Regions from separate parts of the Homo sapiens genome. Here region 1 is linked to region 2. The links are chromatin loops, found by intact Hi-C in ENCODE. Cell type or tissue: chondrocyte. All regions are shown on one strand. Each heading gives the region's core, and the rest is flanking DNA. Links, peaks and the distances in the headings are about the cores only. Region 1 overlaps LOC105371742 (a long non-coding RNA gene). Region 2 has its middle 130 kb from the start of TMEM132E.

What was found. A loop is a pair of places that touch in the nucleus more often than their neighbours do. Peaks named below come from ENCODE experiments on the same cell type or tissue, not always from the same donor. Only the 100,000 strongest peaks of a DNase experiment are listed, where the experiment ranks them.
Region 1: a loop joins it to region 2, with 2.7 times the contacts of the local background. A loop is called at or near these places in 3 of 110 quality-filtered maps.

The regions. Positions count from the first base shown.
Region 1 is chr17:34,792,763-34,802,916 of GRCh38, forward strand. All of the region lies in intron 3 of LOC105371742 (a long non-coding RNA gene), which reads right to left. Among named protein-coding and RNA genes, the nearest start is that of CCT6B, 160 kb to the right of the region's middle. RefSeq lists a silencer at 5,035-5,235 and an enhancer at 5,745-6,444. In chondrocyte, for the core only: no CTCF peak of the experiment used is centred there; no DNase peak of the experiment used is centred there.
Region 2 is chr17:34,706,666-34,716,819 of GRCh38, forward strand. No RefSeq gene overlaps it. Among named protein-coding and RNA genes, the nearest start is that of TMEM132E, 130 kb to the left of the region's middle. In chondrocyte, for the core only: no CTCF peak of the experiment used is centred there; a DNase peak (open chromatin) is centred at 3,776.

The DNA.
Region 1 (10,154 bases), core at 3,784-6,283, 87 kb after region 2:
GGTTCAAGCAATTCTTCTGCCTCAGCCTCCCGAGTAGCTGGGATTACAGGCACGCACCACCACACCCAGCTAATTTTTGTATTTTTAGTAGAGGCGGGGTTTCACCATGTTGGCCAGGATGGTCTTTATCTCCTGACCTCATGATCCACCCGCCTTGGCCTCCCAAAGTGCTGGGATTACAGGCGTGAGCCACCGCATCCGGCCACCACAGCCACTTTCTAAACTGATACTTGTTCCAACTTGCCTACAGGCCCCTTGAACTCCTATGGTTCTCCCACCTCCTCTGTGCCTTCCTAGCCCCAAGAACTTTTCCCCAGCCAACCTCTTTGAATTATTCCAAATTCCTTTTGCATAATTATGCATTATTAACCTCTGGGAATTGATTTTACAGACAGTGTTTAAGGGGAAAGGGTTAAACATTCTCCCCTACCCCACCCTACTCCGGAGGAAGATGCTGAGTAGACATCTCTTCTCCCAAAGCTGAAAGAAAGATGCTTCTGCCTGCACCCATATTTCTTCCCAAGGAGACACAATTATCTCCCCCACTTCCCTTCCCAGCGAGCAACAAGACAACACTGGCCCTGATATACGGGCGGCCGGCGGGCTCCCTGTGCTGGATGAGGACACATCTGAGAGCTGCCGTCCCTAAGTCATCTCCCCTCCCCCTCGCCTCTGGGGAGGAATCTCAATGAGGAAGGCAAAGCCAAGGAGGCTGGGAAATCCTGGACAGGTGCCCAGCTTCTCCATCCATCCAAACCTAGGACCCAGGGCTTGACAGTCCCTCCCCCAAAAAGTAGGATTAGGACCCAGAAGGACCTAATAGCTCCTGCCTGTTCCTACATGCTTGTTCCCTGATTCCCAGCTGTTCCTACCTCATTCCTGACCTTCCATTCCAGCCATAGTGAGCAGCTCAGCATCCCATCCATCCTCCATGCCTTTGCCCAGTCTGTGTTCTCTGCCTGGAATGCTGCTTAGTATCTTGGACATCTGTTCCTTCAACATGCACTAAGTAGCTATGTTAGCACTACTAATAAAACGCTGAATAAGACGAGATTAATAAGCCTCTGCCTGATGCAACAAGAGAAGACAGTCTCACCAAAAAGTAACTAAAATATAGTGTAGTGGCTGCTATGGTAGAGGGAGGGCTGCAAACGGCACCTGCAGCACAGGTTGGGTCCTGAAGTATACGTATAGAAGATTAGCAGGTGCATAAGAAGGCTGGAGGAAGGGTGTTTCAAGCAAAGGGAATAGCATGTGCAATGGCTCATAGTCATAAAGAACACACACGCATGGGGAGCTTGGAGGAGAGTGTAGACTGGGGGAATAATGCTGAGATGTGGAACCTCAGGGTCTGAGTGCCAAGGAGTATGCAGCAGGGCCACTGACAGCTGTGAGCAAATGCTTGCAGCTGAGCAAAGGATGGATAGGGGCAGGGAGTGGGGGTATGAGAGAGACAGAGTGATAAGCAAGTGTTAAGAGGCCACTGGAAACAAGGCAGGGTCTGTGAGCATAAAGAGAAGGGGTAGATTTGAGAGACATCCAAGAAGAATAGTCAACACATCCACTGAAATTCTACCCGGTCTTCAAGGCCCAATTCAAACACTCCCTCCTCCATGCAGCTTCCCCGATTTCCTCCACACCCGCAACAATTATGATCTCTTCCCTCTGTGATCCCAGACTGCTGAGCTCTCTATCAAACTGATCATCATGTTCTGCCTAATGTTACAGGAGTCTGCACAGGTCCCTATCCTCCCCAAATACTCCCTGAAGCAGGGATCATGTCTTATCTTCCCAGAGCCTAGCCTCTTGCCCTGCACAGAGTAGGCATTGATTTTGTTTGTTGAGTCTAATTTATTTGAAATATAGGGAGGCTGTAATCAGGATCGCTGCTAACCATGAGAGGTGTCCACACATGGAAAGGCTGGCCTGTGAGGGGGAAATTCCCAGCACTGGGAATGCAAGAGAGAGGACTGTTGCTCCCTCATTAGAGACCTTGCGGAGGGGAGTCTTGAACTGAGTGTGAGGTCAGGAGGCATGCTTACATCTGCTCCAACTCTCTGGATCTCTAGGTCCCCTCTAAGCCTACATATGTTATAGGGACTAGTCTTCCTTTCCACAGAGAGGGAGACTCCCTTACCTTGGGCTGCATAACAAGTCCCCCTAGGGATGGGGATGGGTACCTGGCCCAGGATTCTCCCCACAGTGGATTAAGACTGTGTCCAGGGATTTGGAGTCCCTTCTCTGAGGGCAGCATGGTGTCTGGCCACTACCCTTCCTCTGCTCGATCCCCAAGTGATGTGGCCTCAGCACACATTGTTGTGCATAGTAGCATGGGAGCTTTGCTGATCCTTAGATTGTAATCCTTCTTCCCTCAAGCTGGAAGAAGGGGAATAAAATCTGGAGAGAAACAGAGAGGCCAAGGTCTAGTGAACAGGGTGGATGACTTCAAGAGCTCAGATGCAATGACCTCTTCATGCATTGCCCAAACATTTATTGAGCACCTAATTCACACCATTCCCTGGAATTGTTTTTCCATCTCCACCCACTCATTGCAGCTGCACTGCCTCTATAGTGACACTGGAAACAAAAAAATAAGGATGGAGGAGAAACAAAACATACTGAGGCCCACTTACATTAAGCATTCTCTTGGGCGCTTTGTGAATTGGCATCTCTCAAACTTTAGAGTGCATAAGAGTCACTGGGATTTTGTTAAAACCAGATCCTGATTTGGTGGGTCTTAGTTGGGGCCTGACATTCTGCATTTCTCACAAGCTCTCAGATGACATTGAGGCTGCCTATCTGCAGACCATGTTTTGAGGAACAAGGTTGAATCCTTACCGAAAACAAAAAGAGAAAGAAAACCTGCAGAAGGATGTTGAGAGATTATTTTACAGGTTAGGAAGCTGAGGCTTAACAAGGTAAAGAATCAAAGAATGGAGTCCTCAGTCCAGAGACCCTGGTAGGGAGACAGAGCACATATTACACAGTCTGCTGGAGCAGGGGTATGCCCCATCTTCAGAGAGCCAAGTCCAAAGAGGGGGATATAACTTTATTCTGGGAATACACCCAACTGGATGACAGATATAAAGCCCTGCCCAGTGGGAACTGCCCAGTCTTGTAGGGGAGACATTGCTTTTGTCTCAGGGGACCCCTTGTCCTTCAGTAAAGGCACAGCCCCTACCCTTTGAGAGGTTGTTCTCAAAGTTGGCTCAGAGACCCAGAGAGAGGAGGAGAAAACAATACAACATCAGGGAGGCCTGTATTTCCAACATGGAGCCCCACTGCCTAGACCGGGGAGGAGATGTAAGGAACAGAGTGGGCTCATGGGGAGCCCCTTCTCAAGCCACTCAAAAACCTACCCCAGATGCACTGAGCTCCTGGCCCCAACATGGAGCTGGAAGGTGGCCCCCACGCAGGGGTGGGCCAGGCTATTTAACACTGTAAACACCACACTTTACTGCAGCCATTAGGTCCATAACAGCGGCCCATCTATCCTCACACTGGCCCTGCGACACCAAGCACTGATGGTGCAATTAGGTAGCAGAGAGCAGGCTGTAAATTGCTGGTACAGCCATCCCTCCACTGGGCACAGTGCGGATCCCCTGCCTGAACCTCCTGCAACCCAGGCTTCAGCGGCAAGTGGTAGTCTCCAGCCTCAGGACCCGCACAGGGACTACCCTCTGAGGCTGGGCCCCTGAGCACCAGAAAGCCTTTTGCCTGCTGGGGCCAGAAGGAACCATCAAATTCTTTGAATGGCTCCGCCCCACTGGCATTTTAGTGCCAGAAATTTCTGGGGTGCCACTTGTGCTTCCTTAGAGGTCCCTTGTACAATCTCTAACAACCATCGCACTGTGTCCTGGAAAGGATGGGACTGCTTGCCCATTAGACCATGTGCTTGCACAGGGCTGGGAACTTTTGAAAACATTTTTGTGTCCACTGGGCCTCACACATCATAGAAACTATAAGTTAGAGAATGTACATTTTACTTCATAATAATGTATGTTCCCTGACACCTTGGGCAAGTTTCACCCTCTCTATAGACCCCAGTTACCCCTCTAAAGTATAAGGACAATAGACCACAGAGGTTGCAAATCAGGGGCCCATTGACCCCACAGATGCACTTTGTATGGCTCACAAGAGGAGGGTTTGGGGTGTTGTTGTTGTTGTTTGAGACAGAGTCTTGCTCAAACTGGAGTGCAGTGGTATGATCATGGCTCACTGCCACTTCAATCTCCCCAGCTCAAGTGATCCTCCCAACTCAGCCTCCCAAGTTTCTGGGACTACAGCCATGCACCACAACACTCAGATAGTTTTTGTATTTTCTGTAGAGATGGGGTTTCACCATGTTCCCCAGGCTAGTCTTGAACCCCTGAGTTCAAGCAATCTTCCTACCTTGGCCTCCCAAAATGCTGGGATTACAGTCTGTGAGCCATAAGGAGGGTTTTTTTTTAATTATTCGATTGTTTTAAGATACACATACATCAGGAAATTTTACCTAAAAATCCAAATGTTCAGTGTCTCTTTAAAAATCAGAAGCCGTGACAGCACTGGGCCCACATCTCTCCATGGCAACAGTCATGTGTTGCTGCATAACTGTTGCCCCTCCAGTGTGCCCCAGACCTCACCTTTCCCTGTTGTGTATCCCTCAGTTTTCTTACGCCTGACCCACTTCACTCATTTCTGCTACCTTCCTGTGGGCCTTTAGGTTCCTATCTCATAACCTGGTCAGGAGGCTCCCTGTGTCCTACAATTCTGGATTCTTCAAATGAATGAGTGAAAAGATGAAGAAGATGGTTGACTAGAGAGTTTTGAGCCTTACCTTCTTTATGAGAAAATCACAAGGTTCTTCAGTTTTCTGACTTCCTAGGGCAGGGAATATCTTTCCTGCCCCTTGCTCCCTCAGAAGATGATGAAGAGAGTTTATAAAATATTCAGAATAATGACAATTGTCAGGGACACTGAAGTATCACGTTGCACAAAGGCCAAGGGGAGAGTGGTGTTTGTGGGGTTGAGGGAGAGGGACCCATTACCCACTTAATTCGAAGCCACAGCCAGGCTGAGATTCCCTCGCACAGTTCCCAAGGTCTGGCTGGTGGCTTAGTGGGCTCTCCTGATCAGCACCTAGGACAGCTCCACCCATCGCCCAGGATCCTCACTGCTCTATCCGGGCCCAGCCGCTTCTGTCCCACCTACCTCCCCAGCCTCCTCGCCTTTCCTTGTGCACCACGTGGGCTTTGTGTCCATTCCTCACTCTTGCCAAGCCCTTCCCCATCTCAGGCGCTTCTGATACCACCCCCTGGAAGTTTTATCCCACTTTTCACAGGGTTCCTGCTCGTTCTGAATATCTCAGCCTCAGCCTCACTTCCTCAGGGAGGGCTGCATCAAAACTGCAGTTCAAATTAAATCTCCATAGATGCTATCTCATTCCTTCATAGCACAGATTGTGGCTGTCATGATATATAGATATTTGTGTGATTACTAATGTCTCCTTCTGCATTAGAATAGGAACTCCAGGGGCAGGGTTCAGACCAGTTCCATTTACCATTTTATATCCGGGACCTAACATCAGACCTGGTTACACAGTTGTTGGATGAATAAATTAGTGAGCCCCTTCTGAATGCAGGAACTATGCTAAAATATAGTCCCTTTCATGGAATAACTTAGAGTTTCATTGGCTAGTTAAATTCCAGTTTAGCTGGAGTTAAAAATAATCTAATCCCACCCCCCCACCCCAATAAAGGAAGTCTTTATTCGACTTTATTCTGAAGCATCAAATCATTCTATGATTAGGTGATGGACCCAGGGATAGAATCCAGCTCCTCAGTTTTCCAGTCAAGCCCAGTCTCACTGTGGCTTCTTCCCCCTGTGGTTCTGTTAGTTTATCTGCCTGTTAATGGCCACACACATACCCCCTTCCATTATCCCATCAGCCCTGCTTGGGCATTGCTATTGATGGCATTTAACCCCCTGGGGTTTCTGTTTGCTCTGGCTCTACCCCATTGCTGCTTTCCCAGAGAGTCTGTCTGGGCCTCCTCAGCAGCTCTGAGTGTGGACAAGAAGGAAGATTTAATGTTACTGCTTTGGTCTTTTGTTTCTGCAAAGCAAACCCTTCCCCTGCTGGGAAACTCATCATCACCAAGCATCAAGCTCAAGCTGAGTTCCACTTAGCTGTTTGCAAATGGCAGTGGGGTGGGTGGAGGGTGAGCAGAAGGCTTGTAGTCCAAGGAGGGGGAACACAGTGTTTGTGAGAAAACACAATGGTAGGAGGACTGTTGGGGAGGAAGATGAGGTTTGTGATGAAGACTGGCTGACTGTGAGAAAAGAATACACCAGGGCACAGGTCTGCCTTGCCCACAATCAATCCCTGAATTGACCATCTTCTGATCACAAGCATGGACATTGGTCAGTACAGGCTTTGGCACAATTCCCATGGTACATCCTAGGCAGCTCTCAGCCTTCTATGAGTGGACTGATTATCTCACCAGCTGAGAGTCCCTGGGAATTCTTCTAATCTCTATGGGCTTCACTTTACTCATCCTGCAAATGGGAATGCTTGCAAAGTTGCTGTCAGTATATAACAAGATCATTCATACACACACTCAGGGAGGGCTTCACACATCATAGGATGCACAACAAACATGCTCTCCTCCCTGTAACAAGTATTTAGCCTCGCTTGCTCTCTACTTTGACCACAACTTGCCCAACAGCAGGGCTCACCCATTGTGGCTGGCCCAGGACTAGTGGAGAGGGATGGGGTAGGTGGCGGCCATGCTAGCACTCTGTGTCTTCATCTATCCCTGCACCTCCTCCAGCCCCATGCCTTCCTTCCTTGTTCATTCCAGTCATCAGTGTTCTCTGAACTGCAGGCAGAGTAATGTATTCCGTGGTCAGAACGTCTTCTGCTCCCTGCTGCTGCCATCTCTGTCTTGGTCTCCCTCCTCTCCACCCCATGAGCATGAAGACAAAATACCCATAGATGAGATGAAAAGGATAGAGGTAAAAAAGGACAGAGCAGAAGAAGGGGACCAAGTCCCCCCACCGTCTCAGCTTCCCTAATTGAATGACTCTCCTACCTGACTCTCCTGTCGGCTCCCATGTTCCTTCATTCTCCCTGATGGCCCTGAAATCATCTCCCCCATCTCATCAAATCTCTCCCCCTTCCTCCTGCTTGTTCTCTAAGCCGCAGATTACTTTTTCATAAAATTCAATTTCTAGCCATTCTCATTACTTACTCACTTAATGTGGCGGGGAGGGGGAGCAGAGGAAGACGAGGGAGGGAGATGGTGTCTGTGCAGCACTTATCCAGCCTAGTTACCAAGGCCCCTCGCTGAGGTGTATTAGAGTCTGATAAGACCAGATAATGGACTTCTGTCCCCACACAGGGAGCTGGCATTGGCGTATTCGGGTATTGCGGCATCATGTCGGAGGGTGGCAACACTTACAATTGTCATCCGTGACTCCTCTCTTGCTGGGAAGAGTCCACTGGGAAAGCTATTTGTTCAACAAATATTTTCAGAGAGAATTTTATTCACCTGTCACCCTACTAGGCACTGGGAGCACAGTCATAATAAAGAGGGGTCTCTCTCCCAGGCCCAGTGGTCAGGGAAGAATTCGGGAGGAAGAGGCATAGAAGAAGATCTGAATAGGAATTATATAAGCTCAAAGAAGAAAACAAGTATCTTAGTTTGGGTTCCCCTTTAAAAAGGAGCCTGAAACAAGGGCTTCGGGGCAGATAATTTACTTGGGAGATAATCCCAAGAAACCAGAGGGAGGGAGTCAAATGGGGAGTGAGACAGGGAAAAAGAGAAATCAGTAAAGATAGATTAAGTGAGTTACTTCTGTAGAAAACTCCAGACCCTCTGCATAACCACATTGAATATGCCACAGAATTATCCCTTAAGGAAGGAGGATAGGACATTATCCTCTGACTCCTGTCCCCATTGTTTGAGGGTTAGCCCCAGTGGTATTCATTTCCCTGCACTTTCATTATGCTTGTACAGGCTGAGCAGCCTTCTCAGACTTCTGAGAAAGCCCTGAGTCTGAAAAGCAGAGAGATACCACTTTGCATGCTTGGGATAAGATGCTGGCAGCATGCCCAGAATTGTCTACCACAGTTGCACTGAAATCAGATCAATGAAGGGAATGTGGTGTGGGGCACACAAAGTGTCTGCTACAGTCCACCCCTTGTAGAGCTCAGATCTGCCTGTGACCCAAAATAAGTTCACCTTGTTGCTGAATTTTCAAGAAAAGGCAGGCCTTAATCTCTATTTTCTAAAACGTTCTTCAGACAGGAAGGTTAATGTGTCAGGGTACAGTTCCAACAGCTACAGCAGGTCCTGAGAGATATCCATCCCCCATGCCCTTTACCACTTACTCTATATTTCCTTTACCCTCAGCCTACCTGATTCTGCCAGCCTGGGTCACTTGCTCAGTGAGGTACCCAGACCAACATCCATGAGACAGGTAAGGGGGGTGAGCCCCTGGTTGCCTCAGTCCCATTAGGCTGTTTTTGCTGCAATTACCTATTCACTATTATCATCAGGTATGGAAACATTAAGAGATGCGCCAGTGAACCCCCTGAGTTCCAGACAGAGTCTTCCCCATCCTGGTTAGGTAGCAGCAACCCCAGCTCTTTGTGAAAATCGTGGTCAATTACTCCGACCTTCTTTTTGCTAGTCCACTGACATGAAGGATTCAAAGTGACCAGGGATCACTCAGGGTCAGTCACAGTAGAACTCTACTGTGTCTCCCTGTAGAACCGGAACCTGGCCTCCACCAGAGCCTAGAGTTGGGGAGACAGAAAGCACATCTTCTTCTTGAAGGTTATTGGAAGTGATGATAGATGGACCCAACTTGCTTCCAACCCTTGTTTCCCAGATGTATATTCTAGCTCTCGGGGGACACAGCACCATGCATGAACCATTGGTTCAATGCATACCACATCCTGGAGGTCAGTACCACAACCCTGCAAGGTATTTTCCACAAACTGGTGTCTTCTCCAAGCCTTTAATAGGCTATTCCAGTATTCTATCAGGCCACCTGCTTCTAAGTGGTCTGGTGTATAATAGGACCAGTGAATTACATGTCTCATGACTATGTTGACCTCCTGCACCATGAAATAAATCTCTTGGTCTGAGATTATGTTTTTGTGGGATCCGATGCAGATAAATCAGTCACGTTTTGAGATCTCAGATAGTCATACTAGCAGAGGCACTGCAAACAGGAACAACAAATCAAATCGGATGAGGGTAAAGGCCAAAAAAGCGAATTGAGTAGAGATATGATGGAGACAACCACCCTGCATCTTTTACATCTTTCAGGGTGGCTCTAATCTCTGCAATTTCACCTGGATAGCTTTTGACTTTCTATTTTGGCTGGAGAGGGGAGCAGTTTCAAGAGATTCCATTTAGCTCTTCTTACCATAAAAACTCTTACTCCACAGGTGAGAGCACCAATGTGAGGGTCTGCCAACATCTAAATATATCCATCTCAATAATGCATACAAGGGTTAGGGAAGAATAGTCCAGGGACTATTAGAGGTACTGGAAAGTGAATGTAGGGTAGAACTCTACCACATTGCCTTCACAAACTCCCAATTTCACTGGGGAACTTTGATGGCATCACAGGCCAGGTCCCCTAGCATCAGTGATAGTCAGACCTTGTATTCAACAGTGCTCAAAAGGTCTGGGTGATCCCCTGTCTTTGGCAAATGGCCAAGGGTCCCTTTGTTGAATAAGAAAGGGAATATTTATTGTATACACTTTGGTAACATTTCAGGTTCTTCCTCAAGAGGACCTGGTTTTCCATCAGTGGATGGGCTCTGGGTCTGAGAACTAGCTCAGATCTGGACAGAGGACGAGGAATCATGATTTTCTATTGCAGTGGCTGATATCAGCCATTAGATAATCAGTTTGTTTTGTTTTAATTTTCTTGTGGTTATGCAAGTCATGGAATACCCTCGTTGGCCACCTATTATCTAGACCCTGGGAACACCATGGTGTGTTTTTCAGGACCAGAGCTCCTTGTATGTTAAGGCACACTGGTGGCCACTCTGGCCTTGCTTCCTACTACAGTAATTATGTCCACTTTGCCTCTGATTGTTAATGCCAACACCAGACCTCTACTAGTCCAGGTTCTTCTCTTCTCCATTGACA
Region 2 (10,154 bases), core at 2,824-5,323:
CACACACACACACACACATACACACCACACTTTTCCCAACTATGATCTCCTTTATTACTGTGCTCCTGGAGCGTGAGGGGCTTGACTCACCTCTCTCCAAGACAAAGGCCACCTGAGTTTAGGGACCACCCTCTTCCCTGTAGGATCCAGTTGAATACTCTTTTTTAGTCATCTTTCTGCATCGAACTTTATATTCAGCTCCCCTAACTCATCTGGACCAGCACCCCACCAACAGAAACCAGAATAATATCTGCCCCACCAGCCCAAGAATTCCATAAGGGAGATAGCCACAATATCTTGCCAGGTTGGTGCTCCTTCTTACTGGGAGCCACACTTCCCTCATCAGGTTCACACTTCCCATAAGATGAGAATGGGGTCTCTTCCAGCAGGCAGAGCCCTGTCTCTTCCTCTCACTCCACAATACTTGGGATGATAGCTCAGAAAAATGGGGCAATTATAAAAAAATTATACTGAGGCCAGGAGTCTTTTCAGGAACCAGACACCTTCCTTAAAGCGTGAAGAAAGTGCAGCATCTAGGAATCTGAAATCTCTCTCACTACATTTTTACAAGTTCACATCCTACCTCCCACCCTCCTCATCTCAGCTTCAGAAACCTCTCCATTATTCAGTGTCTCCAAAAGAAGGAAAATGTCTGGGAACTTTGGTGCTAAGCTGCTAATTGGAGTCTGTGGCTTGAAGGGAGGGGGCAAGGAAACAGAAGTTATTGTGCCCCAGAAACACAATTATTCAGATTTCCTTGCTTGCTGGAATCCTGAGGCTGGACTGTCCCTTTACTCCCCTCATGAAGGCAGTCACTTCTCTGCAGAGCCAGAACCAATAGCCAAAGTATGCAAGGTGCCTGAAGGTGGCAATGGCACAGCCTTGAAAGGCAGAAAGTCTCCTCCCTAGTTCACTGATAACAAAGATCAGGCTGAATGCCTTGATGTCTTTCCAAGCCATTCAGGCTTCTCAACTTTGGGTTTGGGAAGGTCTCCAAACTCTCAACTCTTTTTTTTCTTCAACTTTAAAGTTCTGAAGTACATGTGCAAGATGTGCGGGTTTGTTACATAGGTAAATGTGTGCCATGGTTTGCTGCACAGATCATCCCATCACCTAGGTATTAAGCCCAGCATCCATTAGCTATTCTTCCTGATGATCTTCCTCCCCTTGACCCTCTGACAGGCCCCACTGTGTGTTGTATTCCCCCATGTGTCCATGTGTTCTCATTGTTCAGCTCCCACTTATGAGAACATGCGGTGTTTGGTTTTCTGTTCCAGTGTTAGTTTGCTGAGGATAATGGCTTCCAGCTCCATCCATGTCCCTGCAAAGGACATAATAATCTCATTCCTTTTTATAACTGCATAGTATTCCATGGTGTGTGTGTACCACATTTTCTTTATCCAGTCTATCATTGATGGACACTTGGGTTGATTCCATGTCTTTGCTATTGTGAATAGTGCTACAATGAATATGTGTGTGCATGTATCTTTATAATAGAATGATTTATATTCCTTTGGGTATATATCCAGTAATGGGATTGCTGGGTCTAGTTAGATTTCTGCTTATAGATCTTTGAGAAATCACCACACTGTCTTCCACAATGGTTGAACTAATTGACACTCCCACTAACAGTGTAAAAGCATTCCTTTTGCTTGGCAACCTCACCAGTATCTGTTGTTTCTTGACTTTTTAATAATAGCCATTCTGACTGGTATGAGATGGTATCTCATAGTGGTTTTGATTTGCATTTCTCTGATGATCAGTGATATTGAGCTTTTTTTCATATGTTTGTTGGCCGCATGAATGTCTTCTTTTGAGAAGTCTGTTCATGTCCTTTGCCCACTTTTTAATGGGGTTGAACACTCACGTCTTAAGCATGGAAAGCCAGTACTAAAAGGGACTTTAGAAATCATCTCGTTTCATCTTCTTATTTTACAGATGGGTAAATATAGGCTCAGAGGGATTCACAAAGCAATTTAGCATTGATGTTCGTCTCTGAAACTCAGAACTCCCCACCCTGGTCAGGAAAGTGGCACCGTCGTAAAGTAGAAAGGGCTCTGAAATCAGACACGACTGGTGTCCAAATATTGACCCTGCCACCTGAAATGCTCTGTGTTCTTGGCAAAGTCACTTAACCTCTCTGGACCTGTTTCCTCAGTGTTTAAAATGGGGGTGAGGATAGGCTATTGTGAGGATTTAATGAGATAACATGTGTGGAAGTGCATCATATGTAACAGATGGTCAAAGGAGTGAATTTTTTCCCCCACTCTGATTCCTCTCAGCAGCAGTCTATCTGCAGCTCCTTCTTGACCTTCCCCAGCTCTTTTGTTTTCCCCCACAGCCTGTGCTCCTCAGCACTCTCTTTTCCTGCCCCATCTATATGCCCAACTCCCCTCCAGAGTGGGTGAGGAAGGAGGGGTTAATAACAAGAGTTCTTGGGTCCCCTCCAGGTCTCTGAAAGTTAGCAAAGTTCTCATGCAACCAAGCAGAGGCAGGGAACAGAGCGAGAGTAGGAGGAGACAGGCAAGGTCGGCAAGCTGGCCTCTTTGTTCCTGGAAAATGAGTGCAATTTCCATTCCTTTCCACGGAAGCTGAGTCCAGCACCAGTGTGTGGCAACAGGCAGCAGAGGTGTTGCCGTGGTGAGTAATGGTCCTGGCTATGGCTCTGCCCTCAGCTTGTACCTCATGCCCCAAAGACGAACTTAGGGCTAATGAGTCAGTGTGAGTGACAGCTTTGACTTGGCCCTGGCTGGCACAACAGTCCCTCAAAACCCCTGCACTATTTCTGTTCTCTAGGGAGCCCTCCAAACCCCATCTCCGGAGATGTTGCTGGTGCTCATTTGATTCACTGCACTGGAGGAGATGGAGGCCCAGAGAGGGGAAGCTCCTCTCTCCTGCAGAAGCTGTGAGCTTTCTGACACTCTCCAGGGCCCTGTCAGCAGCCCACACAATTACCTGCAGAAGACAGAATTAAACCTCAGACACAGCTGACTTAAGTGTCAGCTTGCTAGCTATGTGGCCTTAGGTAAATTACCTAACCTCAATGTTCCTGCCTGTAAAAGTGTTAATGATAGTATCTATGCGTCGTTAAAGGATGAAATGGGTCAGGGCATTTAAAGCACTGTGCACAGTGCCTAGAACAGAGTAGGCACTTTTCATGCATGATTCTCCCTCTTGTACTCATTCACAGACCCTTTCCATCTTTCTCCTCTCCACCTGCTTCTCCAAACATTGTCAGGGAGGCAAAAATATCCAAGATGAGACTCACAGTAAATGTGTTCTCCAGCCTCTAAAGGAAATTAAAAGCCAGAAACCAGGGAAATCATGTTTTTAGGAGAGGCCCAGGGGTTCCCCAAGCCTGGGTTCCCATGACAGGGTAAGAGAAGCTCCTGCTGGATCATGTCCTGATCTTTACCCTGAGCATCATTCGATGGGAGAAGAAACAGAGGACAACATGTTAAATCTTATATCTGTCACTTTCTCTGACCGCCAGGCCCTTGGAGGGGACACTGAGCTCTGTGGTCTACAAGAGTGGCCTGCAGGGGCCTGGGGTAAATAATGTCCACTTGCAGGCCAGAGAAGGATTTGATTGAGAGGAGCATAGAGGAGGGCCCTGTGGGACAGGGAGGAAGCCTCTTTCAGATCCTCTCCCTGACCGCATTCACACACACAGGTGCATGCACCTGCCTGCTTGGAGGCACATCATAAGCTGCAAGCCTGACATGCATGTTTTTTTTCCCAGGTAAGTAGGTGGGTGTGCACAGGCGGGCCTCCTCACCTGTGTCCAGTGCTTGCAGGAGGGGCTGCATGTCCCATCTGAGTCTTAGTCCCACCCAGAGAGGACCTTCAGAAGCCTGGGTCTCATCCCCCAGCCCACTGGCGGATGGCAGATCTAAAAAGGCCCAGAGGTGTAAGGTGGCCTATCAATGTCACCCAGGCTGGAAGTGGCAGAGGTGTGGCTCAAATCCATGTTTTCTGACTCCAAAGCTAGTGTTCTTTCCACCGAAGCATGCCCACAGTGCACACACGCATACCCACACACACTCTCACTGGCAAGTGAGCACACACGCATCTAGCAGAGGGCTCACTGTCACCAGCCCATTATATAGGGCTGCATTTATCAGGTTGAACCCTTCTAACACCTGTAGGAGGTTAAGTATGTATTATCCCTATTTTTTCGGGTGAGGAAACCGAGGCACAGAGAAGTTAAGTCACTAGTCCAAGGACACATAATTAGAGCCCAAATGTGAATTTTGAGCAGTCTGGCATCAGAACTTCTTAACTGCCATTATCTCCGCTATACTGCTATATCTGTGCACGAGTGCTCACACACTTACATTCATATACACACTCACATACTCACACATTGGTCTTGGGTGATCTGGGCGCTCACCCCTGATGCAGCAATGATGCCAAGACCAGAGAGAGGAAGCTGGCTCCGGCCTTAGGGTGGACCTCCTTCCTGGAGAAAACAGAAACATCTCTCCCAACTCTTTCTCTCCCCTTGCCCTGCCCCAGCACCTGCATGAGAAGAAAAAAACATCCACCATTCCCTTCCTCATTCCAACCCCATCTCTCTAAGCCCCCATCTGCTTGGTTCCCCAAGGGCTTCCGGTTGCATTGCAAAGATGTCCTGGCAGTAGGGAGGCAAGAACAGAATGAAATATATGTAACATCTTATTAGTAAAGGACATCTGAGCCTCTAATTAAAATTTGCCTAATGACCCAACTTCTCTGTCATTTTTGCTCTTAGAGAGATTAATTTAAGGTGACAGGTACTTAGGCAAAGGAAAATTAATTTTTCCTTTAAAAAATCAAAGAGGAAAAGAGTGGCCTGCTCCCTTATTTGTTTGTCTTTAAAATGTTTATTTATTTGTCAAATTCCCTCCCACTCTTTCCCAATAAAACCTAATGATGGAGAATAATTTGGTGAAGGGAAGGAGACTGAAAGAAAAGTGTCATGGGGTAGCCTGGTGGTACCCACTTGCCCTGAGGAGGGCTGTTTGTGGTTCCCCTGCTTAGGAGCCCCTGACTGCTCATTGACAAGCCTGCCGGCAAGCTGGCTAATGCTGCTCAGGTTCTAGGGGAACCTGTTTCCATCTAGGCTGTTTGACTTGGCTGTGCCAGTGGTATCTGTTTCTCTATGGAACAGATGGTGGTACCTCTCCCCCAACACCGGGCTGCAGCCCAGCTTTCCGCCTCAGCATATTTCCCCAAGCAACAGGCTGCAGCCTTGAACACACTCTGCTTTCAGGAAACAGGTGAGAAATTCGAGGGTTGCAGCTGTGGTCTTTCTGTGTGACTCCCCTCCCTGTCTTCTGTCCTCCCGACTCCTCTGGTCTCTGAGTACAGAGGAGAGGGCCATCCTGACAAGGAGACAGGGGCGTGGACTTCAAGATATTCCAATCTCAGAGTTCAGATCCTGCAAAAACCTATTGGGATGGGTCTAGAGATTACAGAAACATGTCCTTAGCATTCCCCCTCACAACCTTTTTCAAAAATAGTATTCCTGGCCAGGGTCAGTGGCCCATGTCTGTACTCCCAGCACTCTGGGAGGCTGAAGCAGGGGAATCGCTTGAGCCTAGGAGTTCCAGACCAGCCTGGGCAACATGGAGAAACCCTGCCCCTACAAAAATACAAAAATTTGCCAGGCATGGTGGCCTGTTCCTGTAGTTCCAGCTACTCGGGAGGCTGAGGTAGGAAGATGGCTTGAACCCAGGCAGTGGAGGTTGCAGTGAGCAGAGATTGTTCCACTGCACTCCAGCCTGGGTGACAGAGTGAGACTCTGTCTCAATAATAACAATAATATTCCTCTTTTGTCCCATAGGCTCCTCTTCAGACTCTCTGATGCTCTGTCTCTTCTCACTCTTCCCAGGGCATCCTACTCCATCCTCACCCACATTTTCATCCCCACCCCATCCCCACCCAGCTCTCAGATCTCACCCTGACCCAACCTGCTCCACTCCACTTCCTAAGGCCTTTCTGCTGCTCTTTCCTCATTCTTCAGGATATTAGCTTTGAATCAGGTGTTTCCAGTAGACTAAGAGTTGGAGAAGACAGGCAGGAGGAGAGGGAGAGAGGTGAAGAAGGAAGAGGAATCCTTTTTTCTAGAGACCTAAGTCCTGCTCCTAACCCCTCTCTCTCTTTATCTCCATTTCCCTCTCCAGCAGCATGACTGATGCTGGGAAATCTGTCAGGTTTTGCTTCCTGGGGAGCCAAGGGAGGCTTTTCTAGCAATTAGGCCAAGGCCTCTAATCCAAGAAAGCTCTAAACACCCGGCAAGCAATAACTCGGTCCACTGGGCCCTGTAGGGAGGACAGGAGGAGCAAGAGAGGTGTACTCAGGGTTCCTCTCCATCACCTGGCCACAGGGCTGGGGCCAACCCACAGGAAGGGGCTGCTGAGAAGGTGAGCATGGGTGGAGACCACTGTGGGGATAGATAACTCAAAAGCGCATCCATCCACAGGCTCAGTTCAGCCCCTGCCAGGCCACCTACACTGCAGTTCCCCCATCACACAAGAGCCAGAAAGGGAAATCAGTGGTGAGGCTGTGGGCAGGAAGAAGGCATGTATGCAGGGCAGGGTGAGGAAAGTGGGATTTGGAGTCAAAAGGACCCGTGTCTGAGCTCCACTTTCACCTTCCCATGTGCTCTTGAGCATGTCACTCCACTCATCTGAGCTTCACTGGCCTGCTAAGTAAAATGGAGATGATAGTAACACCATCCACTCAAGAGGATCCCTGGGAGGGACGGAAGAGCTGGTGGATGGCAGGTGACAAAGGACCCCTCCTCTACATCTGCCCACAGCCCCACCCTCCACCCACTGGCTGGGGAGAGCTGCAATTTCTCTAATGCACGGAGGGAAAAGACGGGCCAAGGTTTTAAAGATGCCTGTTCATCTCACTTTGCATATATTTGCATATTGAGTTCAAGAGGCTCATCCTAATTCTGAGGATGGAAAATAAAATAAATTAACAAATACGAGATTAACAGATGCAACTCCTGCAGCAATTGTCTCCTTGGCTGTTCTGGGCTTGACACCCTGGAGACAAAGAATGCTCTCAAGGCAATCAACTTTTAATCATCTCTGGACAGAAGCCCCAGACAGAGGGACCCTGTCCCTCCCACCCCCACTCAGAGGTCAGTGCTGAAGGATGTAGAGGAGAGGGGCCTTGGAGAGTGGAGGGCTAGGGCCAGACTCTGTGGCAGGCAGTGACCCTTGATTTGCTCCTTTATGAACTTGCAGTGCAAGGTGTGGTGGAAAAGAGCATGGCCTCAGGGCCACACTGCCCAGGTCTGAATCCTGGCTGCGCCATGTCCAGCTCTGTGCCCTTGGGCAAGTCACCTAACCTCTCTGTTCTTGGGTGGCCTCCTGAGTCAAATGAGAATAATAGTAACACCTACCCCATAGGGTTAGTGTGAGGATTGAATGAGTTGTGTTACAGCTGTGTTCAGCATATTGTAAATGCCTGGTAAGTACTGACTAGTATTACTATTTTTATCATCACTATCACCGTTGTTGTCATCATCATGGTTTATTATTATTATTATGTGATAGAAAATGCCTATAGGACCAGGAACCAGAGACGCAATTTTTATTTTCATCCCAGTCTTCATCCACTGTGTGGCTTTGGGGAAAATTCCCCCACCCCTTTGGCCTTTGTACTCCAACAGGGCTGGCCCAGGCACCCTTCAAGCCATGACAAACAGATCAGGCAGAGTGAGATTTCTGCTTGTTTCAAGGCTGCCTGAAAACAGACTTTGAGGCTGATTGTCATATGCAAAACATATGTAAAACATATGCAAATCACCCTCTCCATGGCATTCCTGAGCTCCTATACATGGGTAAGGCCCTTGGAGCCATCCCTGTGTAGCCCCTGAGAGCAGAGACACTGCCCAGCCACAGAAGCAACTGCACCCCTCAGCTCCCCTCAGCCAGCTTTCTTTGGGATCCTGAGAAAAGCTCAGTCTCCTTGCTTCCACCCCTTTTTCATCCTGCCCCCACCCCGGCACCTGCCCATCTGCCTTGACTGCTCTGAGACTCCCTCACCATCTCTGGAGGACTGAGGGTCAGGGTCCAATTCTACTTCCATGTACATCTGCCTTGCACTGGGCCTGTCACCCATTGTATCACATTTCTCCCTCACTGCTGTGAAGGTGTCAGGATCCCCATTTTACAGACGGGGAGATTGAGGCTTAGAATGAGGCAACTTGTAAGATGTCAACTGCTAGAAGAGTGAATCCGGACCCAGGAGACCCACTCCACCAGGCTACCTTCCCATGAGCTCCTGAGTCAGTCCAGGGCAGAGAAAGAAGAATGGGTAGGGGGAACTGGGTCAGCCACTTTTCAACTTTTGCACCCCTGAGGCAGAAGGCTTCCCCACTCATGGAGCTGGCACTGATACTCCAGGCAGAGAAGCAAAGCTGCCGCCTGCCAGATTTCCAGAGCCCCATCAGTTGATGGCATCTGAAAGAGAGCCACCACAGAGCGCCACCACTGTGGACATGATCCCTGACCTGCCCCAGAGGCTGGGCTTCTCCCCTTTCCCTCCTGCTCAGCCCCAGCACTGCCTAAGCTCCCACTGCCTCCCTAAGAAAGATTTGGGAGAAATCAGAAGTCAGGGGCCAGATGTTCCAGTTCCCCATAGGAATTCTTCTTTCCCTGGCCAAATCCAGGAGAGGCCACGTCTTTGGCCGGGTAGATGTTTAGGAGGGAAAAGGGTGAAGGTCCCAACCACCAACACAGCCCCCAGACTTCCACTAGCACCCTCAGCCAGCTGAGTCCAGCCCAGCCCACCTCCTACCCACACCCCAGCAACAGCAGCCTCAGCTTCCACCTCCATTTCTCCTACCTTCCTAGGACCCTGCTCCGCCAGAGGCCCATTAAGTTGATTAAGAGGCACATTCCGGAAAGAAGGAGCCATATTTCAGCTCCTAGAGAACCCTCTGCCCTCCTCCACCTCCATCCCTTCCCTCTCTAATGTTCCTCTCCTTCTCCCCTCTGCCAAGGTCCTCCCCAGCCTGCCCTGGCCCCATCACTCACTGTCTGATCTCCCAGATTCTGGGGTACAGAAATGTTGGCCAGACTCCGTCAGGACTTCAGGGCGGGGCTGGGCCAAGACTGGGCCCGCCTGACATTTGAGACACCAGAATCTATTGTATTGATCATGGAATTTAATCCTCTCAACAGCCCTTTCAAGGAATTATTACCCCCACTTTTTATAGATGAGGAAACAAAAACTGAGAGGTTAAGTAACTTGTCCAAGGTCACCTCATTAAGCCACAACACCCCAGCCTTTCTTAAAGGCAAGGACTGTGCTTCCCCTGCTCCCCTGCAAAGCCTCCCCCACATCCCACCACCACCAAGTCTGGCTTCTCCCACCCACTTCCCTTCAGACCACCCAGCCCAGCCTGCCCAGACATCAACTCAGAGATTAAATGCATCTGAATCACCTGGGAAGTTGGTTAAACACAGATTCCTGAACCCTCTCCCAGAGATTCCAGGCCTCCCGTGGGCCCAGAGAGCTGTATTTTAACAACCTCCCTTAGTGGTTCAGATTTGCTGATAGGTTTGGAAACCACTTTATTAATCCAAATCTTTCATTATACAGATAGAAAAACCAAGGCCCAGAGAGGATATGTAATAAGTCCAAGGTCACATAGGAAAAGCCCAAAGTAGGACCTAAGCCCCAATTCACTTTTTGCCCGGAGGTCCATCAGCAGAGAGCAGCCAGGCCCCAGAGCTTTTCTGGCACTACCCCTACCCTCACCCCTGGCCCCCACTTCCCTCCAAGTAACCAAACATGGAAAGCTCAGGCAGGGCATCCTGTGGGAAAGAAGTGATCTGATGACCCCACACCGCTTCCCTTCTGGGCCTGGCCTGGATGTGCCTTGTGGAAAGGTCTTTGCATTCTCTAAGTCTCCCTTCTTCCATCTGTTACTTGGGTCTCTGAGATGTGCCCTTTCTGCCTTCTGTAGGGGAGCCAAGAACCGAGAATGAAAACACAACAGGGGCCAGGGGCAGTGGCCTGTCATCCCAGCACTTTGGGAGGCTGAGGCGGGTGGATCACTTCAGGTCAGGAGTTTGAGACCAGCCTGGCCAACATAGCAAAACCCCATCTCTACTAAAAAATACAAAAATTAGCAGGGCATGGTG